Linked DNA regions of Homo sapiens: region 1 is linked to region 2. A link is an interaction called in ENCODE POLR2A ChIA-PET data of the cell type or tissue named here. Cell type or tissue: OCI-LY7. All regions are shown on one strand. Each heading gives the region's core, and the rest is flanking DNA. Links, peaks and the distances in the headings are about the cores only.

What was found. Peaks named below come from ENCODE experiments on the same cell type or tissue, not always from the same donor. Only the 100,000 strongest peaks of a DNase experiment are listed, where the experiment ranks them.
Region 1: POLR2A ChIA-PET joins it to region 2 with 6 read pairs; 4 of 35 experiments call an interaction of 5 or more read pairs at or near these places.

The regions. Positions count from the first base shown.
Region 1 is chr19:19,012,318-19,023,276 of GRCh38, forward strand. It overlaps SUGP2 (SURP and G-patch domain containing 2), which reads right to left. Exons shown (of 11, transcript NM_001017392.5): 4 at 6,792-6,912. Among named protein-coding and RNA genes, the nearest start is that of SUGP2, 16 kb to the right of the region's middle. In OCI-LY7, for the core only: no CTCF peak of the experiment used is centred there; no DNase peak of the experiment used is centred there.
Region 2 is chr19:18,941,676-18,952,634 of GRCh38, forward strand. HOMER3-AS1 (HOMER3 antisense RNA 1) reads left to right here. Exons shown (of 3, transcript NR_134913.1): 2 at 4,406-4,553; 3 at 4,651-5,156. Among named protein-coding and RNA genes, the nearest start is that of HOMER3, 5.9 kb to the left of the region's middle. In OCI-LY7, for the core only: no CTCF peak of the experiment used is centred there; DNase peaks (open chromatin) are centred at 5,446 and 7,914; H3K4me3 peaks cover 845 bases; H3K27ac peaks cover 3,937 bases.

The sequences.
Region 1 (10,959 bases), core at 2,430-7,429, 70 kb after region 2:
ACTCCTCATCAAGGGCAGAGCGCAGAATCAGGGCCAGGTGACCTGACTGCCCCAGTCACTCATGGCTCTGATGGCTTTCCTTGTTCCTGGATGGTTCTGATGCCAAGTGCAGTCCGAGGATGTCAGTCCCAAATGCATCTCCCAAGTTCCAGTGGAACATAACATCAAGAACAGAGAACACTCAACAAGCCAGTCTGCTGGCTTCAAATCTCAGCATAGCCACTTATTAGCTGGGAACCTTTCTGTGCCTCAGTTTCTCCATCTGTAAGACAGGGAAGATGATAAGCAGTAGCTACTTCATCATACAGCTGTGAGGCCTGCGTTATAAGCTTTTCACTAGGAGGCAAGTGCTATGAAAACTGCCTAGTAGTCATTAACCGCTCAACAAATATTAGCAGATTGTCTCTGTTTATGCTCATTTCCTGTGTTATAAAATCTTCCACAACCTTATTTGGATTACGTCGTCTACGCATTTCAGAGAAACATTAATGTCTCCTACCATGGTTTTGGATTCATCCAATTCCTCTTATCATGGTTTTGGACTTAAATGATTTTTTTTTTTTTGAGACGGAGTCTCGCTCTGTCACCCAGGCTGGAGTGCAGTGGCGCAATCTCGGATCACTGCAACCTCTGCCTCCTGGATTCAAGTGATTCTCCAGCCTCATCCTCCCGAGTAGCTGGGATTATAGGCACCCGCCACCACACCCAGCTAATTTTCGAATTTTTTTTAGCAGAGATGGGGTTTCACCATGTTGGCCAGGCTGGTCTTGAACTCCTGATCTCAGGTGATCTGCTCACCTTGGCCTCCCAAAGTGCTGGGATTACAGGCATGAGCCACCGCACCCAGCTCTGGACTTAAATGATTTCTAAAGGTTGTTTATTTACATGGCTCAAAGCTATGTAGTGCAGGCACCAAGATTCACAATCTATATGTTCGTGATGACTTTCCCTTTTATCAGGAACTTCTTTTGCTCCTTTTAGTGCTGTTCTCCTTAAAGTCTTTTTTGCCTAAACAATTCTCTACATCCTTTCTTTTTGGTAGCGTTCACCTGCTATGCAATTTCCCATCTCTGTGTTTTCCAATTCCTGTGTTTTTGCTTCTTTCTCTCTATAGTAGTACGGAAGTTATAGACCTCACTTCTGTTCCTTTAATGGCTAATCGACACACATACCTAAACTTTTATTTTGTATCAATATCCAGAATTACCCTTTAGCTCTATCCTCATGTCAAACAAGACAAAGGCCTGCACACCTACCTCCCTCCTTCCCCTTGTGCCTCACATATTTAGATCATCTGGGATTTTAGTTTCTTTTATTTCACCCCAAACATCAATTATTTAGATTTTATGTTAACTTTGGGGTGCTTGGACAATCCTGCTGAGGCTAGACCACAGGGATTCTTAGCCACTTGTTTTCCTGAGTGTGTGAACACGTAGGACCTGGTGGGCTCTCCCTGGAGAGCATGGTCAGGGCTGGCCCACTCCCAGGGGACAATTTAGAAGATGAGAGAAAACAAAGTATGACATATTCCTTCAGCTTTATATCCTGCACTGTTGTTATCATTTTCTAGGCTTGATGCTTTGCACTCTCTCATAGAAAAGGACGGAAGCCTGCCCCTTGGTGTTCCAAACAAGGAAGTAAAGCCATAGTGGATGTGTCTGTCTATACTTCTGATTGATTCATTGATTGATTTGAGACGGTGTTTTGCTCTTGTCGCCCAGGCTGGAGTGCAGTGGTGCGATCTCAGCTCACTGCAACCTCTGCCTCCTGGGTTCAAGTGATTCTCCTGCCTCAGCCTCCTGAGTAGCTGGGAGTATAGGCAGCCACCACCATGCCCAGCTAATTTTTTATTTTTAGTAGAGATGGGGTTTCATCATGTTGGCCAGGCTGGTCTCAAATTCCTGACCTCATGCGGCCCACTCGCCTCGGCTTCCCAAAGTGGTGGGATTACAGGTGTGAGTAACCGCACCTGGCTCTTCTGACATCTTTAGTGCACGACACGAGGCAGGTCACCTCGGCAAAGAGGCAATGGCCAGTTCTGTCCACAAGGCTCCAGTGGGAACAAATCATGCTTGTGGGGTGTGAGGGTGGAAGGTCTCAAATCTCTGCTGGCCCTCAGAGGGTGGAGATAAGAAGCCCTTCTTATATCTGCCTCCTAGAGGTCTGACTTTTTCACTTGCTAACTAATAAAAAGAATTTATTAAGGCTGGACATGATGGCTCATGCCTGTAACCCCAGTGATCTGGGGGATCGCTTGAGCCCAGGAGTTAGACACCAGCCTGGGCAACAGAGCAAAAACCCATTTCTTAAAAAAAGAAAAAAAAAAAAAAGCTGATAGCTGAATGCGGTGGTGTACTCCTGTAGTCTCAGCTACTTGGGAGGCTGAGGCAGGGGGATTTTGTGAGCCCAGGTTGAGGCTGCAGTGAACTATGATCATGCCACTGTGCTCTAGCCTGGGCAACAGAATGAAAACTCATCTCTTTAAACAAAAAAAAAAAAGAACTTATTAATCCACATATATCTTCAGAGAATGTCAATGGTCATGCATAAAACTGTTCAGTCAAGAAAAAGCAACATAGGCTTATTAAGAGATACAGAGGTAAGCCAGGTGCGGTGGCTCATGCCTGTAATTCCAGCGCTTTGGGAGGCCAAGGCAGGAGGATCATGAGGTCAGGAGATTGAGACCATCCTGGCTAACATGGTGAAATCCCGTCTCTACTAAAAATACAAAAAAATTAGCCGGGTGTGGTGGCAGGTGCCTGTAGTCCCAGCTACTAGGGAGGCTGAGGCAGGAGAATGGTGTGAACCCGGGAGGCAGAGCTTGCAGCGAGCCAAGATCCCGCCACTGCACTCCAGCCTGGGGGACAGAGCGAGACTCTGTCTCAAAAAATAAATAAATAAATAAATAAATAAATAAATAATAAAAAGAGATACAGAGGTAGCCGTGAGAAGTAGTTTGAAGAACTAAGTGACTGCCTTCAAGGAGTGGAACATGGAAACAGGTCACAGCAGAAACATTTGGCTTTTCATTATGCGTTCAATTGACTGTTTTGTTAAATACAACATACAAGGAGCATTTTGACTTAAGAATTCAAACATGCACACCAGAAACCTAAGTTTAGCAGTTTCTTTACTTATTGCTGTGCTTTTGTATCACACTCTTTCCTCTTACAGTCTCTTGGTAATTCCTTCTCTTTTTTTTGAGACAGAGTCATGCTCCGTTGTACCCAGGCTGGAGTGCAGTGGTGCGATCTTGGCTCACTGCAACCTCTGCCTCCCGGGTTCAAGTGATTCTTGTGCCTCGGTCTCCCAAGTAGCTGGGATTACAGGCGCCTGTCACCATGCCCAGCTAATTTTTTGTATTTTTATTAGAGACACGGTTTCACTATGTTGGCCAGGCTGGTCTCGAACTCCCAACCTCAAGTCATCTGTCCCCCTCGGTCTCCCAAAGTGTTGGGATTACAGGCGTGAGCCACTGCACCCAGCCAGGTAATTCCTTGTGAAGGAGTTTTTGGATGATAAAGTCTCTGGGACCAACTCCTAAATCTTTCCTTCTTCAGGATCTATTCTATCAGCCAACCGCTGAGATTTTTATTTCAATCTATTTTTCATTTCCAAGATCCTTAATAGAATCGTTTTCATAGCAACCAGTGTCTGTTTCATGGATACAATATACTCTTATTACCTGAGACTATTCATTGCACATACATATTTATAGACTACACCTCCTCTTTCTCATAGTGACTCTGTCTTCTAGGGTGTCAGGAGTTGGTTGAGTTTGGTGATGCTCTTTCATGATACTGGTTTACCTCAAATATCAGTTCTTAGTTTGATGCTTATTTCTGGGACTACAGGCACCCGCCACCAGGCCCGGCTAATTTTTTTTTGTATTTTTAGTAGAGACAGGGTTTCACCGTGTTCGCCAGGATGGTCTCGATCTCCTGATCTCGTGATCCACCCACCTTATAGGTGTGAGCCACCATGCCCGGCCGCTTATTTCTGATTTTGTACCCTGCCCTGCCCCCTATCCAAACATACCCCTGACTCTGGCTTCCGTCTGCTGCCCCTGGTTATCAGTGGTCATGAGACCACTGGGCCATGTGCAGGGGTCATGGGGCAGAGGCACCAGCCCCCAGGCCTCTCAGGGCCTCCTATTCCTCCAGCCTAATCACCTTATCAACCACCTGTAAAGTGCCCCTGGGCCTTCTAAGTCTGGATGCCTTCTTACCAAGAGGGTCGGTATCTGCTTGCATCTGTCAATCTGACAATCCTTCAACATGCACACTGGTTCAGACCACAGACCCTGGATTTGAATCTCAACTCTGCCTCTTACTAGTTGTGGATCCTCAAGGCAAGAGGGCTCTTGGAGCCTCAAAGTTTCTTGTCTGTAAAATAAGCATAGCAAGAGACCTGCCTCCCAACGTTGTTTATGAGGATTCAACCAGCTAGTGCTTAAATCAGTAATGTGCTTAGAACAGTACCAACTGCACAGAAGGCACAAGTGTTTATTAAATAAAAAGTATTCAATAAATGATGCTGGGACAATTAGGTTATTTGGGAATTTTTAACTTTTAAGTTACATGCCTACCTCATTCAATACATGAAAATAATCCAAACTCAAGAATTTTGTAAAAATAAAACCACAATAAGCTCCAACCTTCCCCTTGGTAAATCATGGTGGGTAGGACCAAAGACATGGAAATGTATGCCTTTCAAGCATCTTTAGTAATTACAACAGCAAGCATAGCAAGTCCAGTATGGGTACAATCTGACTACCAAAAAGGGCACACTCAGGAGGTCAAGGCTGCAGTGGGCTGTGATAGCACCCCTGCATTGCAGCCTGGGCAACAGAGTGAGATCCTGTCACTAACAAAAAACAGAAAACAAAAGAGGGCACAGCACACCTACAGAGTAGCAGTGAGAAAGTCAATTAGTACAGATAACCTATGGAGAGTAATCTAATGATAAACATCAATGGTCTCCATCAGGGGCAGCTCTGCCTGCCATGGGACACCAGGCAGTGTCTGGATGTATTCTGGGTTGTTACTAGTGAGACAGAAGGTCCTACTAACATCAAACGGATAGAGGCCACAGATGCTGCTAAACAGCCTGCAATGTCCAGGACAGCTCCAACCCTAATACAGAATGATCCAGCCTCAGTGCTGCAGCTGAGGCTGGGCGCGGTGGCTCACGCCTGTAATCCCAGCACTTTGGGAGGCCAAGGCAGGCGGATCGCATGATTTCAGGAGTTCAAGACCACCCTGGGCAACATGGTAAAACCCCGTCTCTACTAAAATACAAAAAATTAGCTGGGTGTGGTGGCGGGCACCTGTAATCCCAGTTACTTGGGAGGCTGAGGCACAAGAATTGCTTGAACCTGGGAAACAGAGGTTGTAGTGAGCCGAGATCACACCACTATACTCCAGCCTGGCGACAGAGCAAGATTCCGTTAACAAATAATAATAATAAAAATAAAAAGTGCTGCAGCTGAGAAACTGACATAAATCAAAAGCCTCTAACATGAGCTTTAACCCAGCAGTTTCACGCCCAGATATCATAATAAACTGCCAGAAAGGTAGGCAGAAATACAATCAAAGCACTGATCATCACTTTTTTTTTTTTTTTTTAAGAGAAATGGTGTCTCAGCCCAGCACAGTGGCTTACGCCTGTAATCCCAGCACTTTGGGAGGCCAAGGCAGGTGGGTCACCTGAGGTCAGGAGTTCGAGACCAACCTGGCCAACATGGTGAAACCCCATCTCTACTAAAAATACACAGATTTGAGACCTTCCACCCTCACACCCCACAAGCATTATTTGTTGCCACTGGAGCCCTGTGGACAGAACTGGCCATTGCCTCTTTGCTGAGGTGACCTGCCTCATGTCGTGCACCTGTAATCCCAGCTACTTGGGAGGCTGAGGCACGAGAATCGCTTGAACTCAGGAGACGGAGGTTGCAGTAAGCCAAGATTGCGCCACTGTACTCCAGCCTGGGTGACAGAGCAAGACTCTTTCTCTGGCTTGTTCTTTACTTTCTCTAATAAGAAAGTACTATATTTAGGACGCAAACTGTAATTTTAATAAGTTGTTCGGCCGGGCGCGGTGGCTCACGCCTGTAATCCCAGCACTTTGGGAGGCTGAGGCAGGTGGATCATGAGGTCAGGAGATCGAGACCATCCTGGCTAACACTATGAAACCCCATCTCTACTAAAAACACAAAAAATTAGCCAGGCGTGGTGGTGGGCTCCTGTAGTCCCAGCTACTCGGGAGGCTGAGGCAGGACAAAGGCATGAACCCGGGAGGCGGAGGTTGCGGTGAGCCGAGATAGCGCCACTGCACTCCAGCCTGGGCGACAGAGCAAGGCTCCGTCTCAAAAAAAAAAAAAAAAAAAAAAGTTGTTCTATTTACATAAAGAGGCAATTAAGCAAAAGACAGTTTAACAAATATTAGCAATAAATTGCAAACAACTGCAATGATGTATTACTAATCTTACTACCCTTACTCTGTATTCTCTGCATGCACATCTCACTGCATCCTTAAAACAGCCCAGCAGGGACTTGGAGCTGTAGTCACAGGTGAGAGAAGGCCACCCACCCAGCTGGCCTACCACTGGTCTGCAGCAGAGCTGGGGCTTGCTGAACCCACATAAATCTGAGCCACCCTCATGCTCTTCTCACTGGAGAACACCACTTGCTCAAGTATCTCACCCTCTGCTCTCAATACCATCAGAGTGACCCAAATTTTGCCATATACTCCATGAGAGGGATTCACAGCGTGGACATTTAAAGACCTACCAGTAAGCAGGGTCCTCTTTGAGAAGAGTTCTCTCTTTGGGAGACAGGCTGCCTTCGATGACACGTTTCACAAGCTGGTCGATGGTGCCCACTACCCTGTGATCTGCTCGCTGGGGGACAGCTGGAACACACAGAACAGCTTCTCTGAGAAATATGCTGAATGTGGGCTCTGAGAAGACGAGGATAGTTGAGTAGTTGGGGGCTTAGTGCTGAACCCAAGCAGGCATCAACAACCGAAATCCTCATTCACAAGACACCAGCATTGAAAAGAGGAAAACAACCAATATGGAAAATCTCCTCCTAAAAAATGTAACAGTATAACCACTAGGAGAGAAACAGTCACAGCTTTCAATGACTGGACAGAGCAATTTATGTATATGCTCTAGAAAAAGAAAGATATATAGCAATTTGATATCATTTTTCACATATTACTTAATAATTTGAGTGTTCATAACATTAAAGTGGAAAATATAAATATCTAGTATAAAATATACAAAAATGTATCTAGGTTATGGTTCTCAATATAAAGGTGGGAATAAAAAATATAAATATGGATACATAGAAAGAAGACTATAAGGAAATATGTTAGGAAATATGTTAACAGAGGTTATAGGGGGTAGAATTATCAGGAATTTCATTTTCCTTATGCTTTAAGAACTTAAAAAAAAAACTTGTGTTTTGTAATCAGAAAATATATGTATCAATTCACAAAAAATTTTCTCCAATTAAAAAAAAAAAAGAAAAAAAAAAAAGGTCAGCCGGGCACGGTGGCTCACACCTGTAATCCTAGCACTTTGGGAGGCTGAGCGGGGTGGATTGCCTGAGCTCAGGAGTTCAAGACCACACTGGGCAACATGGTGAAACTCCGTCTCTGCTAAAATACAAAAAAAAAAAAAAAAAAAAAAATTAGCCAGGCATGGTGGGATAGAGCGAGACTCCATCACAAAAAAAAATAAATAAATAAATAAATAAAAAGGTCAGTGATCCCAAATTACATGTTCACAGAAAATATCTGCTGAATGTATAAGAAACAAATTTTGGCCAGGCACAGTGGCTCACGCCTGTAATCCCAGCACTTTGGAAGGCCAAGGCAGGCGGATCACGAGGTCAGGAGATCGAGACCAGCCTGGCTAACACGATGAAACTCCATTTCTACTAAAAAAATACAAAAAAATTAGCTGGGCATGGTGGCGGGCGCCTGTAGTCCCAGCTACTTGGGAGGCTGAGGCAGGAGAATAGCGTGAACCCGGGAGGTGGAGCTTGCAGTGAGCCGAGATTGCGCCACTGCACTCCAGCCTGAGCGTCAGAGTGAGACCCTGTCTCAAAAAAAAAAAAAGGCAAATTTTTTTTTTTGAGATGGGGTCTCACTCTGTTGCCCAGGCTGGAGTGCAGTGGTCCCATGACAGCTCACTGCAGCCTCGAACTCCTAGGCTCAAGCAATTCTCAGGCCTCAGCCTCCCAAGTAGCTGGGATTACAGACATGCGCCACCACGTACAGCTTTATTTTTTTGTACAGACGAGGCTTCACCACATTGCTCAGGCTGGTCTCCAATTCTTGGGCTCAAGAGATCCACCCTCCTTTACCTCCCAAAGTGCTGGGATTATAGGCATGAGACACCATGCCCTGCCCAAAATATTTTTTAAAGTGTGAATGTCCTCCAATATGACTTTAAATTTACAATGCTGCCAGCAACACAGAACATGTTTCTTCGAATGGTAAGATTGTTTAGTTTCCTAACAATTGTCTAGTTTTAAAAGTACAGAATGATGGCCGGGCACAATGGCTCATTCCTGTAATCCCAGCACTTTGGGAGGCCGAGGCGGGTGGATCACCTGAGGTCAGGAGTTCGAGACCAGCCTGACCAACATGGAGAAACCCCGTCTCTACTAAAAATATAAAATTAGCCAGGTGTGGTGGCACATGACTGTAATCCCAGCTACTAGGGAGGCTGAGGCAGGAGAATCGCTTGAACCTGGGAGGCTGAGATAGCGGTGAGCCGAGATCATGCCATTGCACTCCAGCCTGGGCAACAAGAGCAAAATTCCATCTCAAAAAAAAAAAAAAAAAAAAAGCAAAGAATGGTCTATTTGTTCAGCCACTCAACTCAATTAAAATCACTGCTGAACTAGCGAGGTTTTCCAGTTTGTTCTGTAAATGATTGCATAGTCCTGTGCCCGTCTGTGTCCATGTTGCAGCTTTCAGCTTATTTTAAACACTAGTGTGAGCTCCTCACACATGATGAGTCAATCCTTCAACTGCCACGTTATTCCAAGTATGTCCCCTATGAAACTGCTTTTTTTTTCATGGCTCTCTTTTTACAGAGCTACTAGTTTTACATGATTTTACAAAAGATGTTGAGGTTTACAGTCAGCAATGAAATTTAGGGACCCCTGCAAATTTGGTCATCTTTAGCTAGGATGACCACGAACAAGGGTCAGAAAGTGGGTCACAGCTTTGGCCCAGCAATCCTACTCCTGAGAATGTACCCTTTCAAGGAGAATTAAAAACAATAAAACTAACAGTAATAACCAAAGCATTCAACCAAAGATGTCATTCCAGCATTTTTTTTTTTTTTCTAGATGGACTTTTGCTCATCACCCAGGCTGGAGTGGAGTGGTGCGCTCTAGGCTCACTGCAACCTCCACTTCCCAAGTTCAAGCATCTCTCCTGCCTCAGCTTCCCAAGTAGCTGGGATTATAGGCATGTGCCACCATGCCAGGCTAATTTTTGATTTTTAGTAGAGACAGGTTTCGTCATGTTGGCCAGGCTGGTCTCGAACTCCTGACCTCAGGTGATCCACCTGCTTCAGCTTCCCAAAGTGTTGGGATTATAGCTGCGAACGACTGCACCCAGCCCATTCCAGCACTTCTTTTTTTCTTTTTTTTCTTTTTTTGGAGACAGAGTCTCGCTCTGTCGCCAGGCTGGAGAGCAGTGGCAAGATCTCGGCTCACTGCAACCTCTGCCTCCTGGGTTCAAGCGATTATCCTGCCTCAGCCTTCCGAGTAGCTGGGACTACAGGCACATGCCACCACGCCCGACTAATTTTTTGTATTTTTAGTAGAGACGGGGTTTCACCGTGTTAGCCAGGATGGTTTCGATCTCCTGACCTCATGATCCACCCGCCTCGGCCTCCCAAAGTGCTGGGATTACAGGCATGAGCCACTGCGCCTGGCCCATTATAGCATTTCTAACAGGAACATAAGCAGCGGTGGGGCAGCCTCATGAGATGTGGGCCCTGCTGCCACCTATCCCGCTATCCAGACAGGGAACTGAGGCTTGCAGATGCTAACTACATGTGAACCCAGGTCTGTCTGGCTTCAGAAACCTCTAGTAAAAGGCAGCATGAGTCCAGCATCAAGGGAAAGGTGAGGTAATTTACATTAGGTCAATATCAGGATGTAGCAAAGGCTGTGGAAACAAAGAGGGCTTTCTGGCAATCATGTAGAAGAGCAGGCGGTAGCATTTTCAGTCCAGCATGCCTGCAGCTGCAGGAAAACAGGGGGAACATCAAAGACTGTGGGAGGGTAAGTGGGTGGGTTATAACCACTTTAGGTTATCGGTGACTTTTCTTCCTTCATACAGTATGCCATCACTTTGTGAGGGATTGGGGAGTAGGGTCCCTTAAGCCCTGAGCCTACTTCTGGAAGGATCCCTCTCTGGGAGTAGGTGTGGCCACCTGTATGTGGTGGGACCTATCTAGTGTCTAGTGCTGTTGGGGCTTCCTGAGGGTGGTGAAAGAGCAAAGAAAGTCAGGAACAAATGAGACTTCGCCACTGGACTGGGGGCAATGGAAGGTGAAAACCACATCGTGGGAAAAGTGCTTTCTCCCTATCACAAGAGTTAAGACAGCATGATTACCATGTGTGCTCGTGACCTCTGGGATGTCTGGGCTGTGAGAGTCCATTCTGGGAGCTTAGGAGGAAGGAAGAGGGAAACCAAACAGCTCATCACTTCTATTTCTCCTCCTTGGCCTTTTCCTCTCCCCAGAAAGCCAATGATAACTGCTAATTAGCAGGTGTACTTAAGTGATTCACCAACTTTAGCCAGTCTACAAAAGTGAGTAGGGCGAAAAGGTGTATCCACTATGTGGAATGACCTGGCTGTTCCCTACACATCCCTCAATACAGCTCAAGCACGACCTCTCCAACTTTCCAGGCTAGACTGGAG
Region 2 (10,959 bases), core at 3,006-8,005:
AGGTCCCTCCCGGGCTGACATGGGTGGCCCAGTGAGGTTGGGGAGGGGGCAGTGGGTCTCAGGGTCTGCATACAGTAAGTGCTCAATGGGTGTTGCCAGGAAACGGAAGAGATCAACTTCGGGAGGGAACGGGAAGCAAGACAAAGAGAGAGAAGCCTCTGTTCCCCTGCCCGTCCCATCCCTAAGCAGGGACGTCTGTCCACCTCTGTCCCTCCCAAGACGATGGTAAAAATGCCCACAATGGTTGGATTAAGGTTATCTTTGCTGTTGTTTGAGGGTTCCAAAATCCAAAGGCTGAGGAAATGTCTCCAACGCATGGTTGCATCCCCTCAGCCTCCACTGGCCTGCGTTTGTCACCTCTGGTCACAGGGAGCACCCCCTTCCCACACTTGCCAGGAGAGCATCCTTCCGGAGTTGAACTAGGATCCACCTCCCCAGCCCCAAGCCCATGTGTCCCACTTGTCAATCCTGGTGCCGCCCCCTCTCTGGCACCGTCTCCAAAATCACACGGTGCGGCGCCGTTGGTTCGTTTGTGGACAGAGGTCCTGCAGCTCCCTGGAACCAAGGCCTGTGGCGCCCTAAAGCTCTGATCTTACATTTGAGTTTTTCTTTTCTTTTCTTTTCTTTTTTTTGAGACAAAGTCTCACTCTGTTGCCCAGGCTGGAGTGCAGTGGCACAATCTCGGCTTACTGCAGCCTCTGCCTCCCAGATTCAAGCAATTCTCCTGCCTCAGCCTCCCGAGTAGTTGGGACTACAGGTGCATGCCACCACACCTGGCTGATTTTTGTATTTTTAGTAGAGATGGGGTTTCACCATGTTGGCCAGTCTGGTCTCGAACTCCTGACCTCAAGTGATCTGCCCCCCTCGGCTTCCCAAAGTCCTGGGATTACAGACGTGAGCCACCACACCTGGCCGACACTTGAGTGTTTTGACAACTTCAGAGAGGCTTTTGCTTTTCATCTCCAAGACCTCTGCTCCTGTCTCCTTTCCCTGTTCCTTTATTTCTGTTTCCTTCTAAGAAGAATAGTATATCTGAGCTGGCGGTTACATTACATTCAAATTACCTTTAGGTGAATTCCAGGTCAGGTTGTTTTTGGAGATTGACTCCTGCGCCAAGATCTGAGTCTTCCCCCATCCAGGCCTTTGCCCAAACTGTTCCTTCCACCTGGAATGCCCTCGCTGCAGGCATCTCTTCTGCCTTGTCCTTCCAGGCTCAGCGCCACCACCCTGTCTCCTCCTCCAGGAAGCCTCTCTGACTACCCTGGCCTTGGAAGGGATCTTGCCCTCCCCTGTCCCAATCCCTGTGACTCTTTTTTTTTTCTTTTTTAAAGTTTATTTTTAGAGACGAGGTCTCACTATGTTGCCCAGGCTGGTCTCAAACTCCTAAGCTCAAGTGATCCTCCCACCTCGGCCTCCCAAAGTGCTGGGATGACAGGTGTGAGCCCAGACCCTTTCTGTGACTCTTATGTTACCTGTTTATTACATGACCAGGTCTGGGTGCTCCTCTAGGGCTGGCCCATCCATCCTGAAGCCCCAGTCTGACCCAGCACAAGAGCGACTGTTCATCCCACAGGGGAAACTGAGGCACAGACTCGGTTTCCCTGGCTGCTTCTAACTTCACGAGGCATCTGCACAAGGGAAGGATTTGGCTCTGTTCTCAGGCCGGAAGCCACGAAATGCTTGAACATTGTGGGGAGCAAAGAAAATACCGTCTGTTCTGTGCAAAAAATGACTTTTCCTTATTACCAACAAAATAATGGAAAAAATAAAAAAGTATCTGGGAAAGGTGCTGGCATGGCCAAGGCTTCTGGAAGCTGCTTAGAGTTTGCCAAGTGCACAAGTGGGGCCCTGTGGCTATTTTACAGGGGCGGCTGGGCGAGGGGCCCAGGCAGACTTTGCCCTTTGTGTGGGCAGAAAGCAACAGTGAAAGAGACAGTGAAGGGTTGAGTTGCTTTCCTGAACACCCTCTCCGGTCTCTGGGAGGGGCTGGGACAGGGCTGGCCTTGAGCAGCCCCAACCTGAAGCTGGACTAGCCAAGTCTACACTGAGGCACTGGCTTCCTCAGTGTGGGCCTCAGTTTTCTCACCTGGAAAATGGGCCGATGCTTGCAGGGCTTCTAGTAGAGGGAGAAACATGAAGGATTTAGTCAATATCAGCAGCTGTCCTCTGGGGTGCCTGCCATTAGGTTCGTGGGCAAAGGCCCTGCCACTCTTTGCTGCAGCTGGGAAAACAGAGTCTGTGTCTCAGTTTCCCTGCTGGGATGAATAGTCACTCTTATGCTGGGTCAGACTGAGGCTTCAGGATGGATGGGCCAGCCCTAGAGGAGCACCTAGACCTGGTCATATAATAAACAGGTAACATAAGAGTCACAGAAAGGGGCTGGGCTCATGCCTGTCATCCCAGCACTTTGAGAGGCCGAGGCTGGAGGATCGCTTGAGCTCAGGAGTTCGAGACCAGCCTGGGCAACATAGTGAGACCTCGTCTCTAACGAGGGCTGCCCTGAGCTGCTGCCCCCACCCCAGTCTGGGCCCTCTTCTTCCTAGGTCTGGAGGCCTCTCTTCTAAAGAACTGGGCTGGGTGCAGTGGCTCATGCCTGTAATCCTAGCACTTTGAGAGGCTGAGGCAGGCAGATCACCTGAGGTCAGGAGTTTGGGACCAGCCTGGTCAAAACATGGTGAAACCCCGTCTCTACTGAAAATACAAAAATTAGCCGGACGTGATGGTGCACACCTGTAATCCCAGCTACTCGGGAGGCTGAGGCAGGAGAATTGCTTGAACTCAGGAGGCAGAGGTTGCAGTGAACTGAGATCAGGTGACTGTACTCCAGCCTGGGTGACAGAAGGAGACTCTGTCTCAAAAACAAAAACAAAAAAGGGTGGGGGGGAGGGAGGAAGGAAGGAAGGAACAGACTTGAGATGTCCTTGCAGGGCAGGCAGAGGCCACCCCAAGGTGTCTGACTAGGAAAGCAACTTTCCTTTGGGGCTGAAAAATGGTGTGGGAGAATGAGCTTCCCACCTTAAAGGGGAAACCAAGCGGGAGCCTGAACAGCTCATTCAGCACTAAGAAAACTGCATTTGCAGAATGGCTTTTATGGCTCAGGCTCTGGTCTCTGCCTAGTTAGATCTGACCTAGCCTTTGGAGTGAGGCTAAACAGTCTCTCCTCTCCAGAGACTTTCTGTGCCACCAGAGCAGGGACAGTCCACCTGCTCTTCCCGAAAGCTGGGTGCCCACCTCCCAGTGAAGGTCTTGGTGACTACTTCAGGTCTGTTTATTGTTTATGGCATGATTTGGTTACTGTTCACCTCTTACATGGATTTGTCCCTGCACCTAGAACAAGCCTGACCTGTGACAGCTTTCTTTTTTTTTGGAGATGGAGTCTCACTCTGTCGCCAGGCTGGAGTGCAGTGGCACAATCTCGGCTCACTGCAACCTTCAATTCCTGGGTTCAAGCTATTCTTCTGCCTCAGCCTCCCGAGTAGCTGGGATTACAGGCACTCGCCACCACACCCAGCTAATTTTTGTATTTTTTTTTTTAGTAGAGACAGGATTTCACCATGTTGGCCAGGATGGTCTCAATCTCCTGACTTCGTGATCCGCCCGCCTTGGCCTCCCAAAGTGCTGGGATTACAGACGTGAGCCACCGCCCTTGGCCCCTGTGACAGCTTTCTATGAGCACTTTCAGGAGTAGGAGATCCCCAGGTTCCAGCTTTCGACTTGGCTTTCGGAATCACGTGAGCCAGGGAGTGAATCCCAGCCCTGCTGCTTACCAGCAGTGCCACCCTGAAGAAGTCACTTTCCCTTCTTTGTGCCTCAGGTTCCCCATCCATAAAATGGGCATACGAATGGTGTTCACTTCTGAGGTTTACTGTAGGGATCCAATGAGTTCTTTCTTTTTCTTTTCTTTTTTTCTTTTGAGACAGAATCTTGCTCTGTCACCCAGGCTGGAGTGCAGTGGCGCAATCTCGGCTTGCTGCAATCTCTGCCTTCCAGGTTCAAGCAATTCTTCTGCCTCGGCCTCCCTAGTAGCTGGGATTACAGGCGCACGCCACCACAGCCGGCTAAATTTTTGTGTTTTTAGTAGAGACAGGGGTTTCACCATGTTGGCCAGGCTGGTCTCCAACTCCTGGACTCAAGTGATCCACCCGCCTTGGCCTCCCAAACTATTGGGATTACAGATGTGAGCCACCACGCCCACCCTTTTTCTTTCTTTTCTTTTCTTTTCTTTTTTTTTTTTTTTTGAGACAGGGCCTCACTCTGTTGCCCAGGCTGTAGTGCAGTGGCTCAATCATGGCTCACTGCAGCCTCAACTTTCTGGGTTCAAGCAATCCTTCCACCTCAGACTCCTGAGTGGCTGAGACTACAGGTGCACACCACTACGCCTGGCTAATTTTTGTATTTTTTGTAGAGATGGGGTGTCACTATGTTGCCCAGGCTGGTCTCCAACTCCTGGACTCAAGAGATCTGCCTGCCTCAGCCTCTCAAAGGGCTGGGATAACAGATGTAAGCCACTGCATCTGGCCTCCAATGAGTTGTTATGTGAAGAGAACGTGATTGTAGGTGCTTAATAAATGCTTGCTGTTATAAACATCATATTTATTTTTGGTATGTGGTTTTGATCCTGAACCAACCTCTTACTCTTTTCTTTTTCAGAAGTTAGAGGACTCCAACCAGGCCTGAACTCTCAAGGACAGAAATGGGTCCAACCTGGCATGACATCCTCTAAATCTTTAGCTCCTGGCCTCTCAGGTGCCCCCTCCAGCTACCTCCCTCTTCCTTCTCTTCATTCCCCAAGCCATAGCTGGTTGGGCCAACCTCCAGACATTAGCCTCTTTGCAAACTCCTATTCATCCCTCAAAGCCTCACCTTCAATGCTCTCCTCCCCAAGAAGCTCTCTCCTCTACCTCTAGACCTTTTCCAGCCCTCTTCCCTCTTTCTGGCCCAGCCCTGACTCCTGGGAGTGTCTGTGTGCAGCTTTGACTCCCCCAGCCTGAGTGTCTCTCAAGGGCTGAGACCAGGGCCCATGTTTCCCTAGAGTTTGTCATCTTCCAGCATAGTGTGGACGCATGGGGGTCAGGCAAAGGGGGAGTTTGATGACTCAGTACTATTGGTGATTTTGCATCACTTGAAGGAGACCCTGCCTTAAATTCAGAACTTGACTTCTGCCCACGGCTAAAGTTAATTCATTCAACAACCCCCCATGAAGCAATGGAGCCAGGCTCCCTCAGGCCCAGGCAAGAAAGGGTCGTGGAGTTGGGGTCGCCAGCACTGGTTTATGGATTTGAGGACCTAGGACCAGAGTGAGTTGGGGATGGGAGGAGGCAGTGCTTGAGGCCCCTCTGAGCAGCAAACCTGGACCCGAGGTTCAGTTCCCGCAGACCTAATTACCCTAATTTGCCACATGCACTAATTACCTCCTGGGTGCCAGGTGGCTGGGCGGGGCTGCCCCAATTTCCGGAGGTAGGTCGGGGCCCGATTATTTTTGGCTGTGGCGTCCTTGAAGCCTCCGCCATCAGCAGCGCTTGAAGGGCAGAAAGTGGGGCGGAGAAATTGAGGCCACATCAGGGGAGGCACTGCGGGAATTGGGGGTCGGCTGGCCTTGGAGCTCCCTGAACAGGGGGCCTTGGGCCCAAGGCCTGAGAGTCTTTGGCACCTAGCCAGAGGTGGCAAGATCTGGAGGGGCATGGCCAGGCACGATGGCTCACACCTGTAATCCCAGCACTTTGGGAGGCTGAGGCAGGTGGATCACGAGGTCAGGAGTTCAACACCAGCCTGGCCAATGTGGTGAAACCCTGTCTCTATTAAAAATATAAAAAATTAGCCGGGCGTGGTGGTGCATTCCTGTAGTCCCAGCTACTCAGGAGGCTGAGGCAAGAGAATCGCTTGAACTTGGGAGGCAGAGGTTGCAGTGAGCCGAGATCGCGCCACTGTACTCTAGCCTGGGCGGGAGAGCGAGACTCTTGTCTCAAAAAAAAAAAAAAAAAAAAATCTGGAGGGGTTGAGAATCAGCCAGCTCCATGGTGGATTGGTTTGAAGTCTTTTTGTTTTGTTTTGAGACAGAGTCTCGCTGTCATCCAGGCCAGAGTGCAGTGGCACAATCTCGGCTCACTGCAATCTCCCCCTCTCAGGTTCAAGCAATTCTGCTGCCTCAGCCTCCCGAGTAGCTGGGACTACAGGTGCGTGCCGCCACACCCAACTAATTTTTTCATTTTTAGTAGAGATGGAGTTTCACCATGTTGGCCAGGCTGGTCTTGAACACCTAACTTCAAGTGATCCGCCTGCCTGGGCCTCCCAAATTGCTGGGATTACAGGCGTGAGACACCACGCCCGGCCCAGGTCTGTTTTTGATGTGATACCATGGCCGGGAAAGGGGCTGCCAGGGGGTGGGAGTGGGGGTAGTCAGATGGGCCTGGTTTCATATCCCAAGTCCCACCAGCTTGCTGTGTGTTCCTGGGCATATAACCTTTCATGAACTCTTTGCACCTTTCCTGAGGGATGAAACAGGTGTAATTTAAAAAGGGTGCTTTAGGCACTGGGGGTCGGAGCATGGGCAAAGGCCCTGAGGTGGGGCCAGGCAGGACATGTTGCTGGTACATTAGACAGGTGTCTAGAGTGGAGTAAGTGGGAGAAAAGCTTATGGGACTGCTGAGACCTAGGGGGTCACAGGAACTGAGCAGAGCCTTGTGGGTCTTGGTGAGTTGTGTGGGTTTCATTCTGAAGGCACTGGGGAGCCATGGGGAGTTTGGAGCCAGAGAGAGAGGGAGTGGTCACATTGACACTGCAGGCCCTGGGCAGGGTTTCAGCTCTTAGGAAAGAACGAGGTGTCTGTCCATGTGCAGAATGGTCGCAGACCCTACCATTCTCTGAGCCTCAGTTTCCCCACCCTGAGCAGAGTCCTGAGACTAGGGCAGCCCCAGAACACAGTGAGCCCTCTGCCGGGGAAGCCCCACTCTACCCTGGAGCTCCCAAATGCTGGCTGTGCAGCCTACACGGCCTCCTCCCCGCCTGTCCCCCCATCCCACGCTCCTTCTGTGGCCTTGGGGGAGCAGCTGTGGGAACAGAGAGCAGAAGCCCGTGGGGAAGGCAGCTCAGAGGGCCTCTGGGGGCCGTGTTCCTGCTTGGTGACAGCCCACGTGGGGCTGCCGCGCGCCGAATGTTCTCACAGCAGCCAGGTGACTCACATGCTACAGCCTCTTCCCTGGGTCTGCCAGAGGGAGAGTATTCCTAGTCCCCAGGCACAGGCCGGGGTCTCTGGTTTGGCCACCTGTGCCCTGGCTATGCCCTCTAGGATCCCCCCCACCAACACACACCAAGGGACCCCTCTAACTGGCGATGCTGCCCACCTCCTTGCTCCAGCATCTTCCGTGGCTCTCCTGGACACCTCAGAGAGAGGCTCAAGCTCCTCATTGCCCATTGGTCAAGCTGCTCAGCCCCACTTCAGAGCACTTGTACTGGGTCCCACGTATGGCCTGAAATGCCAGCTCTAAGGCCATCTCCTCCAGGAAGCCTTCCAGCCCTCCCCACAACTCTGACAATCCTGACCCCCAGGACGAGGATGCGTCTGTGTCTGGCCCTGCCTCCCTCCCAGACTGGGGGCTAACTGGAGTCCAGGCCCAGGACCCAGGCCTCTCAGGGGCTCCACTGTTATCCAGTATAGGAGTGCACAGCAGGGGCTCTGGGGGAGGAAGGCAAGGTCCAAGTCTGGACCCCATGGGCCTGACATGTAACCAAATTATTTATGTATTTATTTATTTTTATTTATTTATTTTTTTTGAGACAGAGTCTCACTCTGCCACCCAGGCTGGAGTGCAGTGGCGCGATCTCGGCTCACTGCAACCTCCATCTGACAGGTTCAAGCAATTCTCGTGCCTCCGCCTCCTGAGTAGCTGGGACTACAGGCACGTGCCACCACACCCGGCTAAATTTTTTTTGTATTTTTAGTAGAGACGGGGTTTCACTGTGTTAGCCACAATGGTCTCGATTTCCTGACCTCGTGATCCGCCCGCCTCGGCCTTCCAAAGTGCTGAGATTACAGGCATGAGCCACCACGCCCGGCATTAATTTTTATTTTTTGAGAGACAAGGTCTAACTCTGCCGCCCAGGCTGGAGTGCAGTGGTGCGATCTCAGCTCACTGCAGCCTCAGCCTCTTGGGCTCAAGCGATTCTCCTGCCTCAGCCTCCCGAGTCACTGGGATTAGAGGTGTGAGCCACCAAGCCTGGCTAATTTTTTAATATTTTGTAGAGATGGGGTCTTCCTATGTTGTCCAAGCTGCTCTCTAACTCCTGGGCTCAAGCAATCCTCCTGCCTTAGCCTCCCACAGTGCGGAGATTACAGGCATAAGCCACTGCACCTAGCTAACCCATTTCATAGAAGAGAAAACTGAGGCTCAGGGAGCTTGTCAGTTCCCCAAAGTAAAAGTCAGCAGAAGGCTGGAGGTGGTAGCTCATGCCTGTAATCCCAGCTCTTTGGGAGGCGGAGGCAGGCTGCTCACCTGAGGTCAGGAGTTCAAGACCAGCCTGGCCAACATGGTGAAACCCCATCTCTACAAAAATACAAAAAAATGGGCCGGCCATGGTGGCTCATACCTGTAATCCCAGCACTTTGGGAGGCCGAGGTGGGCAGATCACAAGGTCAGGAGATAAAGACCATCCTGGCTAACACGGTGAAACCCCGTCTCTACTAAAAATACAAAAAATTAGCCAGGCATGGTGACAGGCGCCTGTAGCCCCAGCTACTGGGGAGGCTGAGGCAGGAGAATGATGTGAACCCGAGAGGTGGAGCTTGCAGTGAGCCGAGATCGTGCCACTGCACTCCAGCCTGGGTGACAGAGCAAGACTCCGTCTCAAAAAAAAAAAAAAAAAAGAAAAAGAAAAAAATAACCAGGCATGGTAGCTCATGCCTATACTCCCAGCACTTTGGGAGGCCGAGGTGGGTGAATCACCTGAGATCAGGAGTTCAAGACCAGCCTGACCAACATGGTGAAACCCTGTCTATACTAAAAATACAAAAATTAGCTCAGTGTGGTGGCACACGCCTGTAGTCCCAGCTACTCGGGAGGCTGCGGCAGGATAATCACTTGAACCCTTGAACCCGGGAGGCAGAGGTTGCAGTGAGCCAAGATCACGCCATTGCACTCCAGCTTGGGTGACCGAGTGAGACTTCATCTTAAAAAAAAAAAAAAAAAGGCCGGGCATGGCGGCTCACGCCTGTAATCTCAGCACTTTGGGAAGCCGAGGCGGGTGGATCACGAGGTCAGGAGATCGAGGCCATCCTGACTAACACGATGAAACCCCGTTTCTACTAAAAATACAAAAAATTAGCCGAGCGTGGTGGCAGGCGCCTGTAGTCCCAGCTACTTGGGAAGCTGAGGCAGGAGAATGGCGTGAACCTGGGAGGTGGAGCTTGCAGTGAGCCGAGATCACGCCACTGCACTCCAGCCTGGGCAACAGAGCGAGACTCTGTCTCAAAAAAAAAAAAAAAAAAGTCACCAGGAGGCTGGAGGTGGTGGCTCATTCCTGTAATCCCAGCACTTTGGGAGGCCAAACCAGGCAGATCACTTGAGGTCAGGAATTCGAGACCGGCCTGGCCAACATGGCAAAAACCTGCCTCTAGTAAAAACACAAAAAGTAACCCGGGCATGGTGGTGTGCACCTGTAACCCCAGCTACTCAGGAGGCTGAGGTGGGAGAATTGCTTGAACCCAGGAGTCAGAGGTTGCAGTGAGCCCAGATCACACCACTCCACTCCAGCCTGGACGACAGAGTGAGACTTTGTCTCAAAACAACAACAACAAAAAGTCAGCAGAGAGGAAAGGCTGGTCCTGGAACCCCAGTCTGAGAGGCCAAGTCTGCTCCTTGCAACCTCTGGAGCTTTGCTTACCCAGGGAGCAGGTTGGGGGGTTTGCTCATCCACCTGCAGGTGGATTTGGTGCAGCCTGGGCTCAAACTCAAGGGGTCCAACAGCCCTTCCTCCCTGAGCCTCTGTTTCCTCCTCTGTAAAGCAAGGATTATTCATCATTAACTCATGTTTATTAAGCACTTAAGGCATCCAGGTCTGTTAGGACACCCTGCCCTCAGGGACCTCATGTCTGGTAGACAAGGGAACGAGGAAATGACTTCTGACAGGATTTTGCAAAAGAAAGAAAACCAGGCAAAGCACCAGGTCAAGACTGCAGTGGTTGCTGAAGGCTACTTTGTGGAGGTGGTGATTCAGGGCAATAGCACGCCCAAAGGCCCTGAGGCAGGGATGTGTTCAGCCCCTTGGGACAGCATTGAGGAGGCGGCTGTGACTGAAGCAAAGTGAGTTGGGCAGAGTGGGGAGGGCACCATGTAGGCAGGGAGGGCTACAGGCTGGGCATCAGGGACCTGTGGGTCCCCAGGAAGGAATGCAGACTTTATACTTAGAGCACTGGGGAGCCACATAAGGCTTTTGAGCAGGAGAGGGCATGATCTGCTTTTTTTTTTTTTTTTTTTAGACAAGGTCTCACGCTTTCACCCAGGCTGAAGTGCAGTGGCGTGATCATGGCTCACTGCAGCTTCGACCTCCTGGTCTCAGATGATCCTCCCACCTCAGCCTCCCAGGTAGCTGGGACTACAGGTGTGCGCCACTATACCCAGTTGTGATCTTCTTTTGTGTTTAAATATTTGCAGCCGGGTGCGATGGCTCATGTCTGTAATCCCAGCACTTTGGGAGGCCGAGGCAGGAGGATCACTTGAGTCCAGGAGTTCGAGACCAGCCTGGCCAACGTGGTGAAACCCTATCTCTACTAAAAATACAAAAATTAGCCAGGTGTGATGGTGCATGCCTGTGGTCCCAGCTATTCGGGAGGCTGAGGCAGGAAAATCGCTTGAACCTGGGAGGTGGAGGTTGCAGTGAGCCGAGATGGCAGCATTGCACAACAGTCTGGGAAATAGCAAGACTGTCTCAAAAAAAAAAAAAAAAAAAAAGATTTGCAGCCAGGCA